Linked DNA regions of Mus musculus: region 2 is linked to region 1. The links are chromatin loops, found by intact Hi-C in ENCODE. Cell type or tissue: left cerebral cortex. All regions are shown on one strand. Links, peaks and the distances in the headings refer to the core of each region. The heading gives the core; the rest is flanking DNA. Region 1 has its middle 21 kb from the start of A730006G06Rik. Region 2 has its middle 3.8 kb from the start of A530064D06Rik.

The links. A loop is a pair of places that touch in the nucleus more often than their neighbours do. Peaks named below come from ENCODE experiments on the same cell type or tissue, not always from the same donor. Only the 100,000 strongest peaks of a DNase experiment are listed, where the experiment ranks them.
Region 2: a loop joins it to region 1, with 5 times the contacts of the local background. A loop is called at or near these places in 2 of 42 quality-filtered maps.

Annotation. Positions count from the first base shown.
Region 1 is chr17:48,109,802-48,112,590 of GRCm38, forward strand. It overlaps a transcript of 9830107B12Rik not described here. Among named protein-coding and RNA genes, the nearest start is that of A730006G06Rik, 21 kb to the left of the region's middle. In left cerebral cortex, for the core only: a CTCF peak has its summit at 958 (motif pointing left); DNase peaks (open chromatin) are centred at 979 and 1,263.
Region 2 is chr17:48,169,605-48,172,419 of GRCm38, forward strand. No RefSeq gene overlaps it. Among named protein-coding and RNA genes, the nearest start is that of A530064D06Rik, 3.8 kb to the left of the region's middle. In left cerebral cortex, for the core only: no CTCF peak of the experiment used is centred there; no DNase peak of the experiment used is centred there.

The sequences.
Region 1 (2,789 bases), core at 33-2,532:
CAGGACAATCTAGATCTCAACACACACACACACACACACACACACACACACACACGGATGGACAGAGCTTTCTCCTTCTCTTTGTGAACTGTTGAGAAGAAAAGCAGAGGTAGATGAAAAGAGAAAAGAAAAGATAATCAGGCAGGCAGAGGAGAAAGGAAATGGGCAAAGTTTAAAAGCCAGCTCAGCCGGGCGTGGTGGCGCACGCCTTTAATCCCAGTACTTGGGAGGCAGAGGCAGGTAGATTTCTGAGTTTGAGGCCAGCCTGGTCTACAAAGTGAGTTCCAGGACAGCCAGGGCTATACAGAGAAACCCTGTCTTGAAAAAAACCAAAACAAACAAACAAAAACAAAAAACCAAACCAACACACACACACACACACAAAGCCAGCTCAGGGGCTAACACATTAGACTCAGGTATGAAACACAGACTGTCACCTCAGCAGGATGGTCAAGATCAAAACTGTCTTCATAGGGAGTTCAGTTCCGGTCTGAGCAACATGAAACCTTGCTTCAAAATCAAACCAAAACAAGAACAAAACAGAAGAGTTAATGTTTAAACGTTGCCAAAGAAAATATGCTGTGTCTAAACCCAACAGGCATGCTGTCAAAGGGGACATTCTGAGAAATGAAAGACGGACAGCAGACATTGGAAACACCAGTGTAGAAAAGCAGGAGTGGCGATTGAAGCCTTGTTTCAGAAGGTAGTGATGAACGCTTAGCATGGATCGGATCTTGTCTATAGTCCCTATGGTGGGACGATTCAAGATAGGCCTCATTTACATAGCAAGTTTAAAGCCAGCCCGGGCCACATGAGACCCCATCACATAAACACAGAGAGGCCAAGAGAGATAGCTCAGTGCTTAAGAACACGTTCTGCTCTCACAGAGGACTGGAGTTTGGATTTCCAGCACCCACGTGGTGGCTCACAGTTCCAGCTCTATAGTATCTGATGCCCTCTTCTGGCCTCTGCAGGTACTGCACTCATGTGCCCCCAAACAAAGAACAAGCCCGAGATGAATGAAAAAATGAATGACAACCAGGAGAGAAAAGATGACAAAATCAGAGGCTTAAAGGTCTAATGCAGAGACCACATGTATTAGAGAGAAAAAGATAGAATAGCCTCATAGGAGTGCAGAACTGGGCAGGACCTCTGGGGGTTGGGCAGCTGTGCCAAGACACCAAAGAAAGGACCTTTCTGTCTACAGCCTGCAGCTATGTTGGCAGTGGGAGTGATAACAAGGGGAGAGGGAAGGGGGACACAGTGGAGCACATAGGAGTGGCTGAGCATGTCTCCAGACCAATTGACAGGAGGCCCGTTGGTTCAGACTGCTTCTGTGTAAGGCCAACAAAGCAAACCAATGAGAAGCACGCAGCTGATGCACTGTAATGTCTCAAAGAACTCAGCTGCACGAATTTTGCCCAAAGCTTTTCTATTATTAGGAGATGTGGGAATGACCATTCATGATTCAGGATGTGGAGAGATGTCTGCACTGGGCTTTGCTTCCTCCATTAGAAGGCGCTGGCTCCGATGGAGATGTTAGAGAGTCACTTATGTCTATTAGACTATTGAAACAATGGACCCACAGGTGTGCCCTTTTCCCCCACAGGTGTGCCCTTTCTCCCCACAGGTGTGCCCTTTGTCACCACATGTGTGCCCTTTCTCCCCACAGATGTGTCCTTTCCCCCACAGGTGTGCCCTTTCTCCCCACAGGTGTGCCCTTTGTCACCACATGTGTGCCCTTTCTCCCCACAGATGTGTCCTTTCTTCCCACAGTGTCCCCTTTCTCCCCACAGGTGTGCCCTTTCTCCCCACAGGTGTGCACTTTCTTCCCACAGTGTGCCCTTTGTCCCCACAGGTGTGTCCTTTCTTCCCACAGATGTGTCCTTTCTTCCCACAGTGTGCACTTTCTTCCCACAGTGTGCCCTTTGTCCCCACAGGTGTGTCCTTTCTTCCCACAGATGTGTCCTTTCTTCCCACAGTGTGCCCTTTCTCCCCACAGGTGTGCCCTTTCTCCCCACAGGTGTGCACTTTCTTCCCACAGTGTGCCCTTTGTCCCCACAGGTGTGTCCTTTCTTCCCACAGTGTGTCCTTTCTTCCCACAGGTGTGCCCTTTCTCCCCACAGGTGTGCCCCTTTCCCCCAGAGGTGTGTCCTTTCTCCCCACAGGTGTGCCCTCAGCAAGGCTGCCCTTGGTCTGCCATGCCCATCTTCACCGCTTTCCTGAGCTGCCTTGTACCTTTTACCTAAGTCCATGTACATTCTTCTGCATGGCCCCTCTCCCCAAGCTCATGACTTATTTCTTCCTGTGGATCCTACCCCCTCACTCAGAACTTAGGATGTAGCTACAGGAGCTTCCTGGACTTCCATGTTCCTGAAGAGGTGGGCAGTGTGTGTGTGGGGTGCTTTCTGGTTGTGGTGGGGTGTGAGCACAGGGGACAGAAGTGTGGAGGAACCACCTGCCTACAGGTCTGTTCTCAAAGACAGAGGCAGACCTGTGGTCTGCAGGAGAATGCCTCAGACTTGAAAGGCTATCTATCTATTTTTCTGTATTTATTTATTTATTGCTTGGTTTTTTTTTTTTTCAAGGCAGTGTTTTTCTTTGCAGCCCTGGCTGTCCTGGAACTCACTAGAGTAGGCTGGCCTCAGACTTAAGAGATCTGTCTACCTCTGTTTCCCAAGTGCTGAAATTAAATGCCTGCACCACCAGCTAAAACTTTAAAAAAATATTTATGCATTTTTTTAAATTATAGAAGTGTTCTGTCTGCATGTACACCCACATGCCAGAAG
Region 2 (2,815 bases), core at 281-2,780, 60 kb after region 1:
CCTTCCTGGTCTCCTACTCTTCTTTCTTTTCCTCCCATCTCCTTCCAGGTTTGCGGTCCCCCTCGCACCCACGAATAACTGAATCCCGCGGGACGAGATACCTACCACTTGGGGCAGGATTAGAGAGAACATCTCTCATGCATTGCTGGCTCACAGAACCCCACCCCTGTGTGAACACACACGAGTGGGTGGGTATCATTTTCACACTCTCCTATCTAACTTCTTCTCTGAAGACTTTCATGCACCCATCACTGGGGCCAGTCCCTGGCCTCCTCTGTCCACATAGCTCCTATAGCAGGCAGCCTTGCCAAGGTCCAGACTGTGCAGTGTCTGTACCCACATCTCTATAACCTCCTGCGGGCATCACCTACCTCCTGACAACAGCCCATGCTCTGAGCTACACAGAGAAATCTCCCCCATGAAACCACCTGACCATCCTGAGCTTGCAGCATCTCCAAGGCTCCTCTCTCTGAAGGACTCAAGCTTGTCCTGCCTCCTGGAACACAGCATCTGACCATGTGTGAGGGTCTAATGTATAAGCAACTGCTCTGTGCCTTCTCTTCCTCAGTTGCTGTCAGACTGAGGACAGAGCTGGCTGACTTCCCTTCCCTGCCTGCCCTGCCTCTCTAGATGTTGAGCTGTGCTCATGCAGCTGACATGCACATGGCCTTGTCCTAGAAGGTGGTGTCCAGGGCTTCTCTCCCTCTTCCTGTCCAGAAGGGGACACAGTATCAGAGAGGGACAATGACTCATCGTAGTCACACTGATGTGAAGGGGTACACTGGGGGATTCGAACTCAGGCCTTGACCTCAGGACCATTGCATGTTAACTATTCACAAGGAGATGGCACTGAAGAGGCGACTGCAATGGTTTGAGTGAGATGTTCCCCATTGTTTCAGGTGTCTGAACACTTGGTACCCAGCTGGGAGTGCTGTTGGGACAGTTTAGGAGGAACCTTGCTGGAGGAAGTATGTCATACGGTTTGGGCTTTGAGAGCTAAGTCCTTACCCTACTCTGTGTCCTTCTCTCTCTGCTTTGTGCTTGTGGACCAAAATGTGAGCTTGCAGCTTCCTGCTCCAGCCTGCTGCATGCTGCCATGCTTCTCTGTCAGTGGAGTCTCATCTCTTTAGGGACAGTGAGCCCAAATAAGTTCTTCCTTTCATAAGTTGCCTTTGGTCATGGTGTGACCAGAGGGCTTCTGTGCAGGTTCCTGATAGGGTAGATCAGGAATGATACAAATAAAGAAGATAGACCTTGCAGAAGTTGCACCCGCCTCAATTCTAGGAAGTGCCTTCCCATGACAAAACAGGGCTTGAGAGTCCCCTCTTAAGGAGCTCTCTTTGGGAGTTTCCCCACTGGATACATGTTACCATCTCTTAGCCAATGATGAGTTAATATTCTGTTCCTATCTCCCACAGGAGCAAATCCTGCCCTCAATCCAAATACATAGAAAGCCTGAAAAAGCAAAGCATTGGGATCATCTATTGCACACACACATCCACATGCATGCACACACTCAAACATGCACACTCCCACACATGTCACTCCTGTCCAAGCCACTTCTTTTTCTACTCAGGCATCTATCTAGGTCTCATTGCCTCTTCTCACACTCCCACCTTCCAAAAGCAGTGATTGTTGCCTTGCAGAGAAGGGGCTGAAGACATGGCTCAGTCAGTATAGTGCTTGCCTTGAGAGTATGAAGACCTGGGCACGTTGGTTTGTGCTTTTAACTTGGGCATCAGTGAGCCAGCCTAGCCTACTTGGCATGCTCCATTTCAGGACCACTGAAACCCATGACATCACATAGGTGGGACCTGAAGACCTGTTGCCAAGGTGACAGCCTCCATATTCCCAGAATGTGTTGCCTCACCTCCCACATTTACCTGTAATTACGTCATCACCCATATATAAAGAAAGCCCCCACCCTCTGTCTTCCTCCCTTCTCTTTCCATAGCCACCTTGCCTCTCTCTCTCCCAATAAAGCTCACATAGAACTGTTTTGCCTTGTTAGTCCTTCTGAAGCCGTTATGCAGGAGAGCTGCAGAGCCCTGGTGGCTGTTGCTACTGCCACTGGAGAACCAATGTCATGGTGGATAGCCTCCATAGCTATCACTGCCTGCAGCCACTGCTACACCATCTGCTGGCACCTGCCATCATCCACCACGTGGATTTTCATTGCTGCTGCAGGCCATCGCTGCTGCCACTGCCTTGACTGCGAGACTCACAGACTTTTACTATGTGAGCTGTGTCTCCCTGTGCCACCCTGTGAAGATAGCTTCTACTGCGCCCACATCAACCACTCAATTCCACGTTTCCACTTACCAGTTCACTGGAATTCTCTCTCAGACACTGGCATATTGATTGTTAAGGTCTGTCAGCAGGAGGGCCCTTAATTTCCCAGATAGGGCCTGGCGAGCTTTTTCTGGGGGCTAAGGGGTGGCATTTTATAGCCACGCCTCCTAGCTGACATACGAGTTCAGACATTGACCCTTTGGGTGATCATATCCCTCAAAAGAGCTCTTGTTCCCCCACCCCTCCAGGCTCTTGCAGCCATCAAAGAACCCCTGGGCCGTGGTAGACCCCTTTTTAGTAAGACCAGGATTTACTCTTTAGCCTCTAGGGGGCCCTAGCCCTAGTGATGACTTGATCCTCTAGCCTGGCTGTCTTCATTTTGGTTATTGAATTGTTCTCGGGATGCTGGTACAAATAAACCCCCAATGGGTGCTGTGATGTCTTCAAATGCACCTCTAGGCACCCCAATGGGATAGCTCCTGGAAAATCTCAAGTCTTTGAAGGTAACGCCTGACTTGAAGAC